3 separate regions of the Homo sapiens genome follow, and regions 2 and 3 are each linked to region 1. A link is an interaction called in ENCODE POLR2A ChIA-PET data of the cell type or tissue named here. Cell type or tissue: A673. All regions are shown on one strand. Each heading gives the region's core, and the rest is flanking DNA. Links, peaks and the distances in the headings are about the cores only.

Region 1 (6,456 bases), core at 1,457-6,456:
GCCGAGGTAAGGGAATCACCTGAGCCCAGGAGATTGAGGCTGCAGTGAGCTGTGATCATGCCACTGCGCTCCAGCTGGGCAACAGTGAGACCCTGTCTCAAAAAACAATCAAACAAAAAAACCTATGTGTATATATAGTATGTGTGTATATATATATAGTACATATATACACATATATAGTATGTGTGTATATATATATAGTACATATATACACATATATAGTATGTGTGTGTATATATATATATATATATATATATATATAGTATGTGTGTGTATATATATGTAGTTGCCAACAACTAGAAAATGCAGATTTCCATTTCTTTTGGAGAGGTCTCTATTCCTTCATGCCAGCAATCAACCAGAGCTCAGTAATGCCTCCTGTAGACATTTCCCAGTCTGCCCCAATGCCCAACACTCCTTTTTGTTTCCCTGACACAGGAGCCAAGTGACAGTTATCCTTATATTATTATTTTTCTTTTTTTTTTTTTTTTTTTGAGACAGAGTCTCACTCGTCACACAGGCTAGAGTGCAGTGGCATGATTTCGGCTCACTGCAACCTCTGCTTCCTGGGTTCAAGCGATTCTGTTGCCTCAGCCTCCCGAGTAGCTGGGATTACAGGTGCCTGTCACCATGCCTGGCTAAGTTTTGTATTTTTAGTAGAGAACGGAGTTTTATCATATTGGTCAGGCTGGTCTCAAACTCCTGACCTCAGGTGATCCACCCACCTTGGCCACTCAAAGTGCTGGGATTACTCAAAGCAAGTGTGAGCCACCATGCCCAGCCTATTTTTCTTATAGTAGCATTGAGACATCTCTTTTTTAGAGACATGGTCTTGCTATGTTGCCCAGGCTGGTCTCAAATGCCTGGCCTCAGGAGATCCTCCTGCCTCAACCTTGGAAGTAGCTGGGATTACAACCATGAGCCGCTGTGCCCAGCTCAAGAGAGGTGACATTTTCTTAAACGCAGCCCACTTCTTTCATTTAAACTATATGCCTGACCCTATAGACATCTGAATTTATACCAGTTCTGCTCTAGTATCTCTGGCCTCCAAGCAGTTTCAAGTGAAAACAAAAGCTACTTCCACCAGGGCTGAGCAGAAAGCTTTTTTTTTTTTTTTTTTTTGAGACAGAGTCTTGCTCTGTCACCCAGGCTGGAGTGCAATGGCACGATCCCAGCTCACTGCAACCTCCACCTCCCAGGTTCCAGCTATTCTTCTGCCTCAGCCTCCCAAATAGCTGGGATTACAGGCACCTGTCACCATGCCGGCCTAATTATTTTTGCATTTTTAGTAGAGACGGGGTTTTGCCATGTTGGCCAGGCTGGTTTCAAATTCCTGAACTCAGGTGATCCGCCCACCTCGGCCTCCCAAAGTGTTGGGATTACAGGCGTGAGCCACCACGCCCAGCCAGAAAGCATTTTAATTCCCTGGTTTTCAGAATAAGAATTAAATCTGACCCAGGTGATGCTGGGACCCCCCCCCCCACCCCCCGCTCAGACTTTTCAGATGTGGACTTTATTTGGTTCTACAAGACTTCTCTTAACAGTCTTAGCAACCACTCCCTGCTCACCTGGTAGTTCCCACCTATTGTCTTGCGTAACAATTTTGTTGGTGCCAACACCAAAAGCAGTCTTGTAGCCTTGAGGAATAAAAGGAGGAAAGGCAAAAGACATGGCCTAAGGAGAATACAAAGGAGTGAGGGGAGCTGCTGGTGGCATCCTGAAATATACATACATCATGGTGTAAGGGCCTCTGCCGTCAGCTACAGGTGACTAAGCCACTTATTAAGAGGCAGCTGCAGTGTAGTAGCTAAGAACTCAGATTTCGAAGTCTCTGTCTGGATTTAAATCCCAGCTCTGCCACTTCCTAGTTGTCTGAACTCAGGCAGTTTATTTAACCTCCTGCCTTAGTTTCCTCATCTGTAAAGTGGCTTCTCCCAGTTATGGAGATTAAATGAGTTTACTCATTTGACTTAATGCAACACAAAGTTCTTAGAACAGTGCCTGGCACATAGAAGGTACCCACAAAGTGCTCTCTACCATTACCAGCTGTGTAACCCTGGACTGTGAACTTCCTGATGGAAGAGGCTGTGTCTCTGCATTCTCAGCTCCTAGCAGTGTCTAGAAAAGATACTAAAAATGAGATGTTCATATGCTCCTTGAATTAATGGGCTGGAAGAATGAATAAATGCATGAACTAATTAAGCTTCTCCAAGGTTCATTTTCCTTAGCTATATAACAGAAGTGTTGTTGTGAGCATTAGGTAAGTAACATTTGTTATTTACATTGTTAAAACATCAACCTTGGGTCCTTCTCATATAGCTGGCACTTAAAATGCTTGTTTCATTCACTTACAATAGACTATTGAAAACCCACTTACCAAGTAGCAGACATTACACTAAAGCATTTATAAACATAATGTCTCATCCTCATAATAACCTATCATGGATACTCTTTCCTCTATTACAGATGAGAAGACTGAGACAGAGAGACTAAGGTAAGAGGCACAGCTGGGGTTGGAAGACATGTCCATCTGACCCCACAGCCTGTCTCTCCATGCTCCCCTCACTGCCTTTTCCTCTCGGCAGGCCATCCATAAATAGTGTGACCATAAACTAAAGTAACTGATCTCCTAACTCCCAAAAGCAATCTTAGTGACTTTAGTCTCTTAAGAGTCAGTTGGGGACAGGCACGATGGCTCATGCCTGTAATCTCAGCACTTTCGGAGGCCAAGGTGGGCAGAGCACTTGAGCCAGGGGTTTGACACCAGCCTGGACAACATGGTGAAACCCCACTCTACCAATAAATAAATAAATAAATAAGCCAGGTGTGGTGGCGTGTGCCTGTAGTCCCAGCTACTCAGGAGGCTGAGGTGGGAGGATCACTTTAGCCCGGGAGGCTGAGGTTGCAGCGAGTAGAGATCACACAACTGCACTCCAGCCTGGGAGACAGAACTAGACCTTGCCTCAAAAACAAAAAGAAAAAGAAAAAGAGAAAAATAATCAGTTGGTCCCACATCATTTTCCTTAAAGTCAACTGCTTTAAATTCCCATCTCCAACAAGGGCTTGGATCTCTCCAGATTTGCCATAACCTGGTAACAGCTGTATTGTTTCTACTTGTATTTATTTTCACTCTCTTTCCCTTCTTTTCTCCAATGTCCACATTGTACCAGGGCTCCTATTAAGGGTGTAATTAGAATATTTTCTAAGCTTCTATGGAATTCCTGAATGTTAGAGCTGGGAGGAATCTTTTTAGAGGAGGTTTTGAACTCTCTGCCCTCTGCCAGTCTGTGCTAGGGGAGGGGACTTGTACCCAGCCAGAGAGCAAGAAATCAGAAGCACCATCAAAACCCCAGCTTCCTGGTCCCCAAGTTATCTTCCCATTATGCTGGGTTAGTGGACAGACAAAGTGGACTAAGTGCTTTAGAGAGTTTTTAAAAGACTAAGGCTGGGTGCGGTGGCTCACGCCTGTAATTCCAGCACTTTGGGAGGCCAAGGCAGGTGGGTTACTTGAGGTCAGGAGTTGGAGACCAAGTTGGCAAACATGGTGAAACCCCGTCTCTACTAAAAATACAAAAATTAGCTGGGCATGGTGGCAGGCGCCTGTAATCCCAGCTACTCGGTAGGCTGGGGCAGGAGAATCGCTTGAACCTGGGAGGCGGACGTTGCAGTGAGCCCAGATCGCACCACTGCCCTCCAGTCTGGGTGACAGAGGGAGACAGTGTCTCAAAAAAAAAAAAAAAAAAAAAAAGACTAAGAGCTGTACTACCAATGTAACAAACACAGTAAATAGCAAAATAGCATCTTCAGTTTTTCTTAATGACACAAGAAAGAGCATTGTGTCATTAAGGAAGGGTATTAGTCCACCTTTCCAAGTAGGATATAGTTAAGACACTGAAAAAATTCTCATGTTTCCTTCCATTTTAGTATAGGGTTTGATCTTGAGATCTTCCAAGCCAGAGGCTGTCAACAAGATCCTGGTTAGACAGCACGAAAATGTCCTACATTGGCCACCAGGGGGAGGGAATGAGCACTGGGACGGGTCCACTGGGACGGGTCCATTGCGGGTTATTTGGAAAAAACTCAGAGGAGGGTCCCTGTCTTATTTCCACTTCTGAAGGACTATACCTGTTGACTACTCTCCTCTTCCCTGGAGGTGTTGCAGAGGGTGGAAAATGTTTAGTGCTTTCTTTTATCTTTCTTTCTTTCTTTCAAACTCCAGCCTGTTGCCCAGGCTGGAGTGCAATGGCACGATCTCAGCTCACCGCAACCTCTGCCTCCTGGATTCAAGTGATTCTCCCGCCTTAGCTTCCCGGGAGCTGGGACTACAGGCATGCACCACCACGCCTGGCTAATTTTGTATTTTTAGTAGAGATGGGGTTTCTCCATGTTGGTCAGGCTGGTCTCAAACTCCCAACCTCAGGTTATCAGCCCACCTCAGCCTCCCAAAGTGCTGGGATTACAAGCATGAGCCACCGCGCCCAGCAGTTTAGTGATTTCTTTTGCAAAACTGAATGAACACGGGCATCCTATAAATGATAGAAAACAATAATTTGGTGGTTGACTAAGAGAACCCTGGGAGAACATATTTCAAGTTGTAGCCAAGTTTTTTCATCTCTGACCTTCATCACCTGGACTTTTTTTCTAGTCTATAGGAATATATAGAGCACTGAAAGTTTCGCCTATTGTGTCTGTCTGTGAAGTCCCTCTCTTTCACCAGATAATAGGTTTTCCTTCACGTACCTCCTTTTCATCTTTTGGTCCTCATTTCCCTACTGGAAGCATCCCTCTGAAGGCCTCCAGTGGTTCTTGGAAAATGTCAAATTGGATGGGGGAAGAAAAGATGTGGAGGTAAGACCTCTGGATCTTGCTTTCAGCTTTGCCCCTCCAACTCAGTATGTCATAAAAATCCAAGCAATTATTTCCTCTCCCACTCCCTATCTTCTCTATAATTACAGGACCACTAGGAGGATAAAAGCTTCACATCTAGAAAAGTGCTTTGAGCTTTGATTCAGACAGGATAAAATAAGATGTTTTTTGTGGTCTTTTGACTTTTCGTTTTAGTCACACTTTGAATTTCAGCCCGGGGCCTGAAAGGGTCCTAAGCAAAATGTGAACTAACAAGGGAGGGATGGGGCACCCAATTGCTCAAGGGCTTTGCCAATAAGAAGTGTTGAGAATGACAAGTCACCTGTAGTGGGAACAATAAGAATCTTGCTGACTTAGATGCCATCTTTTATTCTTCTAGAAACTGAGAAATTCTGCAAGATTGGAAGATGCAATATTCAGATCAGGCTCATGCCTAGTCATTTTCTCCACAATATTCAGGGCATTGCTAACAAAGACAGATGGATCTGGATCCAAATCCCAGCTCTACTAGTTTCTAGAATGTGTGACCATGGGTGAGTAACTTAGCCTCTCTGTACCTCAGCTTCTGTATAAGTAAAATGGGGATGATAATAATATTCATTTTATGGAGCTGTTTTAAAGATTAAATGAGTTAATATTTCTAATACCCTTAAAGCAGTGCTTGGTTCAAAATAAAGGCTATATTGTAAAATGAAAATATAAACCAGGCGTGGTGACTCATGCCTGTAATTCCAGCACTTTGGGAAGCCCAAGTGGGAGGATCACTTGAGCTCAGGAGTTCGAGACCAGCCTGGGCAAAAAAGTGAGCCCCCCCACCCCCACCTCCATCTCTTAAAACAAACAAAAAAGAAAATATAATAATAAGATTGGCATAAATATTAAATTTTTTTGGAGTGCCTCGCACATACTGGTGCTTTCAAAACGTTAGCTCCCTTCCCACTTCATCCCCCAATGTGATATTTTTCCTAGAGTTCAAATCCCAAAGGAGAACTTTCTGCAAAGCCAGAAGAGTATTTTTTCAGGAGGGGTGAGAAATAACAACTGGAAATGAAAGAACACCAGGCTGGAAGGCGGTAGGGGCATCAGCAGAGGACTATGCCGGCCATGAAAAATGGGAAGTGTCTTGCTGGAAGGTTTCTCCAGACAAAGGAAGAACAGTGATGAAGAAAATGACCCAATGATGGGGATGAAGGGGATGAAGAGAGTTGTGTGAGTCCCAGGGATCGCTGGTGTCTAAGCGACAGCTCCTTGGTGGACTGTGGTTTAGGAAATCGGGGGAGGGCGGGAAATGAACGTTAATAAGAGGGACTGAGAAGGGGGGAGTCCCGGAGCCGAGGGACCGTGAGGGTGAGTGCCTGGCGCCATGGAACGCCACCAGGGAGGGCAGCGGGCTACCCTGGGGACCTGGGTCCCGTGTGGGTTTAAGGAGACGTGTCTAGCCAGGTTTTCAGGGGACAGGCACCAGGAGGCTGCGGTCTGGAGCCAGCACCGGGCTTTGGGGCGCTCTTACCCGCAATTCCTACTCCCCCGTCTCGCCCCGCTGGGCTGCTAGTCCAGCTTGCAACCACACCTGCCGGCCCCCTCCTCGAA
Region 2 (6,456 bases), core at 1,457-6,456, 49 kb before region 1:
GAGGCCAGAAATTCGTTCTATTGGAAATCCATAAGGCAAAGCCAGGTCAACACTGTGAAGCAAGCACTTGTCTTCAGAACTTACTTCTTCCACCTCTGCCTCATATGCCCCAAAGGTCTCACCAGGGATCAGACTCAGGAAGAGTGAGTGAAGCAAAAATGGATCACATTCCTGGAAAGGGCAGAGAGTGAGCTGGCAGATAAGGAAAGATGTTATGCCTGCGGTCTAGCCAGGCCCTGTGCTGGGCAGAGTTGGTGGAGTCAGTTGCCCAGACAGGGCAACGTCCACGTCAGGCTCTGGGCTCCTAGCAAGGAGGGCAGGGCTTACTGTAGACCATTTGTCCCAAGAAAGTCTTCAAAGCTTCCTATTTTTAATGTATTTGGAGCTTTTTTTTTTAGACGGAGTCTCACTCTGTTGCCCAGGCTGGAGTGCAGTGGCGCGATCTCAGCTCACTGCAACCTCTGCCTCCCAGGTTCAAGCGATTCTCCTGTCTCAGCTTCCTGAGTAGCTAGGACTACTAGCTACCATGCCCGCCACCATGCCTGGCTAATTTTTGTATTTTTAGTAGAGACGGGGTTTCGCCATGTTTGCCAAGCTGGTCTTGATCTCCTGACCTTGGGTGATCTGCCTGCCTCAACCTCCCAAAGTGCTGGGATTACATGCATGAGCCACTGCGCCCAGCCTGGAGCTTTCTTAGTGAGGGGTACTCAGGATAACTGTCTCCCCACAACCCTCCTTTCCCATTATCCCTCCAAATCAGGCTCCTCCTCCTGGCAGTAAGCATGGCAATTTCTTTTATTAATGGATGCCTGAAGGGAAAGTGTAACATTTCTGCAGGCTGATAGAAGAAGCATCTTCAGGCTGGGTACTCTCGCCTCACCTCTGTTTTCACTGGTGAGATTAAGTTGGGCTGGTGAGGGAGGTCACCAGAGGATGCTCGGGCACTGAGGTGGCAAGTCTTTGGGCTGGTGGGGATGGGCGGAGGTCGGGCCTTGACCTTGTGAAGTTGCAGCTGCCTCAGTTCTCTCACTCAGGGCTCAGAGTTATGCACCATGCCCATCCCTGACCTCATCTTTTATCTTGGAGACGAAGACCAACTGGCATAGTTCTGTTGGTGGACTGAGGGCTTTTGACTCCTGGAAATCATGAGTCCTTCTCTGAAACACTACTCCCGAAGTTGCTTTATCTGGGGGAGTATTCTGGATGATGGTGCCATGTGAAGAACCCAGAGAAGTGCCACTGGTACGGCAACTGGAGTGTGTCCTGGGGCAGCACCAATCCAACCCCAGAAATCATGGTCCTGTAGCACTGTAAGCTAACTGGGAGGGAACAGAGGCAGGGCTGTTGGCCCCATTGCTGCTACTAGGAACTAATGGAAGACCAGTATATCTAGATGAGCAAACAAAACTTCAGTTGATTCTGTGAACACTGGAGACACTGTCGGAAGAGACACATTGTTTCCTGCAAGTTAAGAGGTAGGAAGGGAAAAGTGGCAGAGATCCAGTCTGATTCTGGAAAAAAAAAATTTTTTTTTTAGATTTTCCTTTAAAATGGCCTCCAGAATATTAAAGTCAATGAACTCATCATCACCATTCCTATCTAGTGGATCAAGAGACGCTTAGGTGACTTATATCTGTAGTCACCAGAAACTCATTCTACCTACACAACATTCATCTTCCTGTAGCCTTCTTGCCTGAAATATTGGATATGGATCATTTAAGAGCAGCCAAGATGGCTGGCTGGAGAGAATGTTATAGTGGTTAAGAAGCTGTATGCCCTTGGACAAGTTACTCAACCTCTCTCAGCCTTGGTTTCCCCATTTGGAAAGAGACAACAACAATGCCCCGAGGACTGAGACAATATATGCAAAGCTTTTAGTACACCAGTGGGAAGTGTGTCTTGGGCCAGTTCACGCTGGGCTCATCACCATCAGCACAATATCATCCTCATCAGCAATAGCATCACCATCATTGCAGGTACCATTGATTCAGTAAGATGCCAGGCATCCCACTTTACCAAGCCATGAGTCATCCTTAAAATCCTACAAAATGAGGCCAGGCACAGTGGCTCATGCCTGTAATCCCAGCTCTTTGGGAGGCTGAGGCAGGTGGATCACTTGAGGTCAAGAATTTGAGACCAGCCTCGTCAACATGGAGAAACCCCATCTCTACTAAAGCTACATCCAAACATTAGCCAGGAACAGTGGCACACCTGCAGTCTCAGCTACTCAGGAGGCTGAGGCAGGAGAATCAGTTGAACCTGGGAGGTGAAAGTAGCAGTGAGCCAAGATCACACCACTGCATTCCAGCCTGAGCGACAGAGCAAGACTCTGTCTCTAAAAACAAAACAAAACAAACAAACAAACAAAAAAACAGAAAGAAAAAGTTAGCTAGCGGGAGGCTGAGGCAGGAGAATAGCTTGAACCTGGGAAGCAGAGGTTGCAGTGAGCTGAGATCGCGCCACTGCACTCCAGCCTGGGCAACGGAGGGAGACTCCAAAAAGAAAAAAGAAAAGAAAAGGAAAGTTAGCCAGGCATGGTGACAAGCACCTGTCACCTCAGCTACTCAGGAGGCAGAAGTGGGAGAATCTCCTGAGCCTGGGAAGTTGAGGCTGCAGTGAGCCATGATAGTGCCACTGCACTCCAGCCTGGATGACACAGTGAGAACCTGACTCAAAAAAAAAAGGAAGATCCTACAAAATAGGTTGTTTATCCCCTAGAATTCAACTCTTATACAGATCTGCACCATGGACTCAGTGACCAACCCACTGTGAAAGTGGGTCCAGAGGAAGAAGAATGATATTCTAGCCACTAAAGCAGAAAAATGCAGGAATGTGTCAGGGCGCCATTCCTCACATGGGTCAGGATGGGTGCCAAGTTCATGGCCAGATGGTAGAGAAGGAAACATAGAGCTGTTTGTCCAGTCCATCACTTGTGTGAGGTTGGGCAAGTCATTTAACATCCTCAACCTTGAGTTTCTTCACTTGCAAACTGGGCATAAGGTAATAACGTCTGCCTTGCCAACCTCACATTGTCAATGTGAGGATTCTATGAGATATGATCTGTAAACCTGATGTGTGGAAGGTGTTATTACTCTTACGCTTTCCAAAGAAACCCCTGATCCTCCATTGAGGCCTCTGCTTGCTCTTCCTTCTTTCCTTCAACCATTATTTATTGTGCAGAAGCCCTCTTTTCAAACCACATTCTGCTCCGTCTGCAAATCAATGCATTAATATCATGCATTCCAATGGACATTCTGCTGTATATAGTCTTTTGGGAGTCTGCTTTTTTATGTGTAAGTCCTTTATGGTCCGATTAGTTTGGAGAGAACTTTTAGAAGACATTATTTGGCCTAAAAGCAGGGGGCCAGTTCTGAGATCTGGTGACCCCATACGGTATTCTAGGAGGCTCTGCTTGGTCTTTGTCATATCTGCTACCTGCAGAAATGCCTCCACTGAAGAGCCACTTATTGTCACCTCAGCTCTAACTAAAGACTAATATGAAAAGTATCATTTAACAGACAGATAGTATGGCTTCAAGAGTTTGGGGCTTGAGAATCAGAAGCATCTGACTCAAATCCTTGCTGTGACAATTAAAACTGGGGGACCTGCTGAATGTTAAGCCTTATGCTCTTTGAGTATCAGCTTTTTTTTCTTTTCTAAAGCTCAAGGCCAAGTGCAATGACTCACGTCTGTAATCCCAGAGCTTTGGGAAGCTGAAGCAAGAGGATTGTTTGAGGGCAGGAGTTCAAGATGAGCCTGGGCAACATGGGAGACCCTGTGCTACAAAAATACTTTTTAAATTAGCTGGACATCATGATGTGCACCTGTAGTCCTAGCTACATGGGAGGCTGAGGCAGGAGGATCGTTTGAGCCCTGGAGTTTGAGATTATAGTGAGCCATGATCCTACCACTGCACTCCAGCCTGGACAACAGAACAAGACTGTCTCCAAAGAAAATAAAAATAAAGTGTACAACTGTGATTGAAATTCAATTAGATAAAATATTTATCTAGAAGAGTGCTGGCGCCTTTATAGTCGGCTAGCAAAAAAGGGTAACTATCACCATCTATCATCCTGATTTTTTCTTTTTTTAGAGATGGGGTCTTGCTATGTTGCCTAGGCTGGAGAGCAGTGGATATTCACCAGCGTGATCCCACTATTGATGAGCATGGGAGTTTTGACCTGCTCCATTTCTGTCTTGGTTTACCCCTCCTTAGGCAACCTGGTGGTCCCCAGCTCCTGGGAGGCCACCATACTGATGCCAAACTTAGTGCAGATACTTGATCAGGGTAGCGCATTACAGCCCAGAACTCCTGGACTCAAGCAATCCTTCTGCCTCAGCCTCCCCAGTAGCTGGGACCACAGGCACTCGCCACCATGCCCAGCACCATGACTAATACTAACACATGGCCATGCCCTCAGCCATTGCTTATTATGGCAGAAAAGATCTAAGATGCCACATGATAAACTGCTCTTTCAGGGAAAGAAGTCTTCCCTAAGGAACTACTAAACTTATTTTTACTCATCTAGGAGAAAATATTGAAACCCTGTCTGCCTAAAAAATACCAGAGCTTCTTGGGGAATCTAGCCCACGTTGCTAAAAAGTGACACGAAGAATCAGCATCTGATGTCAGAGGTATTCACCAAGATTCAACTGATGGGGAAGTTCTCCCTGTTTCCCAGCTCACTACAGCTCCAAGCGGGTGAGGGCCAGTGTACACAGGGATGTACCTGGAGCTTGGGGGTGGGGAGAGAAACCAACAGAACCAGTCCCAATCTTTGAGGAGCCCCCAATCTTGAGGGAAGGAATAAAGTTCCTGTCTTCAGGGAGACCCCCATCTGATGGCAGAGACATAGTCCATGCCACTAGAGACTCTCTAGTATGATTGGACAGACAAAAAGGACCAAAACAGGATGCTGTGCCTGGCCTTTTCTGCTAAGAGGTTCAGAGCTAAATTCAACGGTCAATGCAGGAAGCACTTTATCACACCCTCTTCATATAATGATCTCTTCCCTTTCTTCGTGTGGCTTCTGATCATTATTATTTCATTTAACAGTCCTACTGAATACAAGTTTTCATTGTAATGTGCTACATCATCCTTTTTTAAATAGTAGAAACAGACTGGGTGTGGTGGCTCATATCTGTAATCCTAGCATTTTGGGAGGCCGAGGTGGGTGAATTGCTTGAGGCCAGGATTTCGAGAACAACTTGTCCAACATGGCAAAACCCTATATCTACTAGAAATACAAAAATTGTCCGGGCATGGAGGCACATGCCTTTAGCCCCAGCTACTCAAGAGGCTGAGGCACAAGAATTGAAGATAGTGGTAGTGGGTTGGAGCTCCTTAGGGATCAGAGTTTTGCTCCAATAACAGGCCCACAGGTCAGGGCTGGCTGTAACAGGCTCCTCTGCCCAGGCCTGGGTCTACATGTAAGACAAGTACTTATTACCCGTATGTTTTTGTTGTTGTTGTTTTGTTTTGTTTTGTTTTGTTTTGTGTTTTTGAGATGGAGTCTCGCTCTGTCTCCCAGGCAGGAGCGCAGTGGCGTGATCTCGGCTCACCACAACTGTAGCTGGGACTACAGGCACGTGCCATCATGCCCGGCTACTTTTTGTATTTTTAGTAGAGATGGGGTTTCACCATATTGGCTAGGCTGTTCTCAAACTCCTGACCTAGTGATCTGCCCACCTCGGCCTCCCAAAGTGCTGGGATTACAGGCATGAGCCACCGTGCCTGACCTATTACCCATATTTAAAAGACTTGTTCAAAAGACAAATTCCCAGGGCCCCTTCCCAGCCCTCTTATGCCAGAATTCCCAGGGGGTTTGGCCTGAGAAACTACAGGCTTAAACAAGGGCCCTCATATGATTCCCATCATCAGGGAAATGGGGAAACATCAGGCCCAGCTCTTCTCTGAGCATGGTGAGAGGACTATCAGAATCAACTAGAGGAGCTTCATAAAATGCAGATTCCTGGGCTCTCCACCCAGGACCACTGAATCAGAATTTCTGGGAGAAGGCCCTGGAATATGCATTTTTACAGGAACCCAAGGTGATCTCTATGGGCTGGATGTTTCCTTGCAGGCCCTCCTGCAGTGTGAGCTACTGGTCACAAGGGGCCAGGTCAGAGTATCTGCTCACAGTAAGCTTTGCGTGGCAGGGTGGAGGGAGACGATTCACATCTCTAGCCTTCTTCTTTAGACAGTCAAGCAGCAAAGATCCCTTAATTCCACAGCTCTATGTTGTGGAGTTCTCCGAAGTTTTTACATATGACCTTCCCTCAGAAGCACTGAAGTTCAGACGGAGGGCATCTTACCATCTCCTGGGGCCTTTTGCACGGTGGAACCAAAGCTTCTCAAAGGCCTTTGGTTCCACATCTCAGTCTCTGCTGTCCTGTTGCTCTGTCCCCTCAGCACACTCCATTACAGGGCCAGCCTTTGGGGCAAGTGATCTAGGC
Region 3 (5,000 bases), core at 1-5,000, 160 kb after region 1:
CTCCCAAAGTGCTGGGATAACAGGCGTGAGCCATCGCGCCTTGCCAGTTTGGACCTTTTCTAAGAGCCTGGGGCAACACCATGGGGGAAGATGAGGGGTGCTGTGCACTGGAGTTAGTGACTAGAAGGGACATGGAATCTTACCAAAAGATGGACCAGGCTGGGTGCAGTGGCTCATGCCTGCAATCCCAGCACTTTGGGAGGCCCAGGTGGGCGGATCACTTGAGGTCAGGAGTTTGAGACCAGCCTGGCCAATATGGTGAAATCCTGTCTCTACATAAAAGACAAAGATTAGCCAGGTGTGGTGGTGCGCGCCTGTGATCCCAGCTATTCAGGAGGCTGAGGCATGAGAATCGCTTGAACCTGGGAGGAAGAGGTTGCAGTGAGCCGAGATTGCGCCAGTGCACTCCAGCCTGGGTGACAGAGCGAGACTCCATCTCTAAATAAATAAATAAAGGAAACATCAGCGCTACCTTCTCATTTCTCTTTCTCTTTTTTTGAGACAGGGTTTCGCTCTGTCACCCGGGTTGGAGTGCAGTGACACAATCGTGGCTCACTGCAGCCTCGACCTCCTGGGCTCAGGCAAACCTTTCACTTCACCCTCCCGAGTACCTAGAACCGCAGGCATGTACCACCATGCCCAGCTAATTTTTTAAATTATGTGTAGAGATCGAGTTTCCCTCCATTGCCCAGGCTGGTCTTGAACTCCTGTGCTCAAATGATCCTCCTACCTCGGCTCCCAAAGTATTGGGATTACAGGCATGAGGCACCGCACCTGACTATCTTCTCACATCTCATATAGAGGAAGAGAAAACTAAGATGCCAGGGCTGCTGAGCATCTCAGGGTTGCCAAGATCCATCTGCTCTCGGGTCATCTCATCCATCCCTGTCTCCACTTCTCTTACCAGACTTCCTTTCCAGCTCTTCCAGAAGAAGGACAGATAGGGGTCTCCTTCCCCTGATTTCTGGACCTTCTGAGCCTGCTGAAGAAATCATGCCCCAGCTCCTTTATATTAGGCATAGACCTGCTGATTAGCCTAAAAGCATCTTATCTCAAGAAATTAAGCCCACAGCTCCTGCCACATTAAGTCCATTTTACACATAATAGAGTTGCCCTTTCCACCTGAACTGTGCTAATTGGTGATTAACATTTGGCTATCTCCAGCTGCTGTCTGGGGCCTGCCTGTGGGTAGGGTACCCTAAGTACCCCCTTTTTTCTTCCTCCTCCTCCCTTCTGGGCACAGGGCCCACTACTATTCTTCTATGCCCTACTTCCTTTACAGTTGCCCTCAGTTAGAAGGGATACTTGTAGGCCAGGCGCGATGAATCACGTCTGTAATCCCAGCGCTTGGGAGGACGACACGGGCGGATCACCTGAGGTCAGGGGTTCGAGACCAGCCTGGCCAACATGGTGAAACCCAGTCTCTACTAAAAATACAAAAATTAGCTGGGCATGGTCGTGCACGGCTGTAATCCCAGCTACTTGGGAGGTTGAGGCAAGAGAATCACTTGAACCTGGGAGGCAGAAGTTACAGTGAGCCAAGATCGAGTTCACTGCACTCCAGCATGGGCAACAAAGAGAGACTCTCTCAAAAAAGAAAAAAAGAAAAGAAAAAAGAAAGGGGGCCGGGCGCAGTGACTCACGCCTGTAATCCCAGCACTTTGGGAGGCCGAGGCGGGTGGATCACGAGGTCACGAGATCGAGACCATCCTGGCTAACACAGTGAAACCCCGTCTGTACTAAAAACACAAAAAATTAGCCGGGCATGTTGGCAGGTGCCTGTAGTCCCAGCTACTCGGGAGGCTGAGGCAGGAGAATGGCGTGAACCCGGCAGGCGGAGGTTGCAGTGAGCCGAGATGGCGCCACTGCCTGCCAGCCTGGGCGACGGAGCGAGACTCCATCTCAAAACAAACAAACAAACAAAAAAAAAAAAAACAAACAAAAATTAGCCAGGCATGGTGGCACGTGCCTGTAGTCCCAGCTACTTGGGAGGCTGAGGCAGGAGAATCGCTTGAACCCAGACCTGGAGGCAGAGGTTGTAGTGAGCCAAGATCGTGCCACTGCACTCCAGCCTGGGTGACAAAACAAGACTCTGTCTCAAAAAATAAAAATAAAAATAAAAAAGGGTACTTGTAGTGAAGACAGACTTGGGGTAGGGTGGCACTAACTGGCAGGGGGACACTCCCACAAGGCAACAGGCTACTTCTGGGTGGGAGAGAGTAGGTCCACAGTCATCTGAATCCCAGCTCTGGACAGTGGCCTATGGCTTTGGTGATGTGGCAATGCCCCCATCACATTATCTAGAGAGGTGTCCCAAGGGCTCAATGTTGAGGGAATATGAAGGATCGGGGTTTCCTAGGGACAGCTGGATAAACTGAGAACATACATTCAAGCTGTCTTCCTGCTCAGGGGCAGGATAAAGCAGGAGAAAGAGACATGTTTGTACCTCAGGGGCTCACAGGAGGGTGGGGTAGTTACAACTTTATCTATAGAGATTTAGGAGCCCCTCTCCTCATATGTCCTACTGTCCTGTACAAGAGAAGTATGTCATCCTGTCTCTTCTATCAGAGTGAAGACCCTGGAGTTATGCTGTGCCTCTCTATTATACAGGAGCCACTCCAAGGCAGGGGCTTTCTGTCCCTGATCTGCCTGGGAGCTCTCTGAGAGGAGGAGGAGAGCTGGAGGCGATGTTCCCCCAGCACACTGAGGCTTTCTGAGGCTAAGGGCTGTGTCTCCCCCTCAGACTGGAGACTCCTTGGGATACTCCCTTTGCCTTTCTCCAAGTACTTAGCACATGGCTCTGTCCACAGGGGCTCTCAGTCTAGAAGGGGCAGGGCACAGATTGCATTTTTGGCAGACCTCCAAGGCGTTCTTTCCAGGCTCCTCCTCTGCCGCCGCCATGGGTACTTGGGACCATAAACAGCCAAGCTCATGCTCTGCCTATCAGCTCCAGGTCCTAATAAAGGCCACCTTCCTTTCCAGGTGAACACCCTAGCCTAGGAGCAGATCCAGCATGAAATTAAGTGTGCGTGTGGGATGAGAGGTACCTGGACTAGCAGGGTCACTTACCTCTGCCTCCTGGAAACCTCCTCTGCATACCCACCCATTCTCCACCATCTAGAAAAACTCCTCCCTTAGCAAGCTCTCCAAATTCCATCTCCCAGCTACCAATGGGCAGAGATTAGACGTCGATTCAGATTTGACCTCCAAGGGAGATGTGAGGGCTGCTTGTGATCTTGTTTTCTGCTGAGCAACACAGTTAATGAGCTCAGAAGGGCTTGTGTTCAAATCTGCCTCCTGCCTGGAGGCAACAGTATCCAAGAAAAGTGGACAACATTCCCTGGGAACCCTGAGTCTGGGGCCAAATTGGAGTCAAGGAAGGCTCTGTGATGGGCTCTAGCAGCCATGAGCCCCTGCCTTGTACTCTGTGGATTTGTTTTGGGGGTGGGCTGCTCTGAAGGCCAATGTACTTCATTTTGTTTATTAATTTAGAGACGGAGTCTCACTCTGTCTCCTAAGCTGGAGTGCAGTGACACGATCTCAGCTCACTGCAACCTCCACCTCCGGTTCAAACAATTCTCCCGCCTCAGCCTCCCGAGTAGCTGGGATTACAGGCAAGAACCACCATGCCCGACTAATTTTTGTACTTTTAGTAGAGATGGGGTTTCACCATGTTGGCCAGGCTGGTCTTGAGCTCCTGACTTCAAGTGATCCGCCCGCTTCGGCCTCACAAAGTGCTGGGATTACAGGCGTGAGCCACCGTGACTGGCCAAGCAAGTGTACTTTAAGTCCCCACCCCACCCCCTTCTCTGCAGCCTCATCCCCATTTCTCTTTGATCTTTGGCCCTCATGCCCTGCAGTGCACAGACAAGAGAGAATATGTCCTGGACCCTGTAGGCAGGGAAGAGCAGGGCAGGCAGGAACAGGGAATGTGGGGAGGGCCCCCAAGCCTAGAGCTCCTGCTCAAGTCTGCAAGTTCCACACTCCCCAGAAGCAGCAGAATATGCGAGGAGGGCCAGGGGAGATCAGAGATGAAGCCAAACTCCTAGGGGGTTCCACAGCTCCCCCAAAAGGCATATTGGGAGGCAGGAAATTGAAAAGATGACCCTGGGAAGTTTCTGAGGATTGGAAGAGCCTGCTGGACTTGATCAAAATCATTTAATAAATCCAACTGGCAGTTAAGCCAGCCTGTCCACACCATAAGGAGAAGCGCCCTGGTGTGCAGAGTTCTGTGCAGGTTTGGGGTTGGGGGTGGGGAGGAGGAGGCTCTGGAATTAGCAGAGCCTCCCTCTTCCCATTTCACTATGGAGAATTGCTAGCATGTGAGGGGTCAGAGAGGACACAGGGGATGGGGGTCAGGAGGACACCCCAACTAGCCCAACACCCACACAAGTTGAAAGAGTGTGTGGGGGCCCGGCACAGTGGCTCACGCCTGTAATCCCAGCACTTTGGGAGGCCGAGGAGGGCAGATCACAAGGTCAGGAGTTTGAGACCAGCCTGGCCAATAAGTGCCGATAGTCCCCACTACTTGGGAGGCTGAGGCAGAAGAATCACTTGAACCCAGGAGGCAGAAGTCGCAGTGAGCTGAGATCACTCCACTGCACTCCAGCCTGGGAGACAGAGCGAGACTCCATCCCCCGCCAAAAAAAAGAAAGAGTGTGTTGGGTTGGGTTGGGGGGTTTCTGAGGTGTTACAGGAGTTAGGTAATCAGGGGAGTGAGATTCAGAGAAGGGGTGATGGGCAGTGCCATCGCAAGAGAACCCTGGGTCCCATTTCCCAGCCCTTCCTGGGTTCTGACTGGGCCCTCAGGAATGAGAACTGTAACAGCAGAAGAGCATCTGGGGTTTGCTTGCTCTTCCAGTCCCCACTGGTGACTCACCGCCACCCCCACCACCATCCCCATCCCCCTCGCTGGCGCAGACATTCTGGCCCAGCTCTGCAGCCAGGTCAGGGTGACTCAGAGGGCTGGCTGCTGCCTCCCCGCCGTGGACCCTGCTTTT

The links. Peaks named below come from ENCODE experiments on the same cell type or tissue, not always from the same donor. Only the 100,000 strongest peaks of a DNase experiment are listed, where the experiment ranks them.
Region 2: POLR2A ChIA-PET joins it to region 1 with 11 read pairs; 3 of 35 experiments call an interaction of 5 or more read pairs at or near these places.
Region 3: POLR2A ChIA-PET joins it to region 1 with 14 read pairs; 2 of 35 experiments call an interaction of 5 or more read pairs at or near these places.

The regions. Positions count from the first base shown.
Region 1 is chr17:48,810,594-48,817,049 of GRCh38, forward strand. It overlaps TTLL6 (tubulin tyrosine ligase like 6), which reads right to left. Exons shown (of 16, transcript NM_001130918.3): 1 at 6,377-6,456. It overlaps LOC105371813 (a long non-coding RNA gene), which reads left to right and starts at 1,647. Exons shown (of 4, transcript XR_001752926.1): 1 at 1,647-1,766; 2 at 2,467-2,494; 3 at 5,246-5,399; 4 at 5,836-6,365. RefSeq lists a silencer at 6,342-6,391. In A673, for the core only: a CTCF peak has its summit at 4,002 (motif pointing right); a DNase peak (open chromatin) is centred at 4,018; H3K4me3 peaks cover 708 bases.
Region 2 is chr17:48,761,463-48,767,918 of GRCh38, forward strand. It overlaps TTLL6 (tubulin tyrosine ligase like 6), which reads right to left. Exons shown (of 16, transcript NM_001130918.3): 16 at 772-1,511. It also overlaps the pseudogene RN7SL125P. Among named protein-coding and RNA genes, the nearest start is that of HOXB13, 36 kb to the left of the region's middle. In A673, for the core only: no CTCF peak of the experiment used is centred there; no DNase peak of the experiment used is centred there.
Region 3 is chr17:48,967,613-48,972,612 of GRCh38, forward strand. GIP (gastric inhibitory polypeptide) reads right to left here and starts at 984. Exons shown (of 6, transcript NM_004123.3): 1 at 905-984. In A673, for the core only: no CTCF peak of the experiment used is centred there; DNase peaks (open chromatin) are centred at 2,849 and 4,946; H3K27ac peaks cover 429 bases.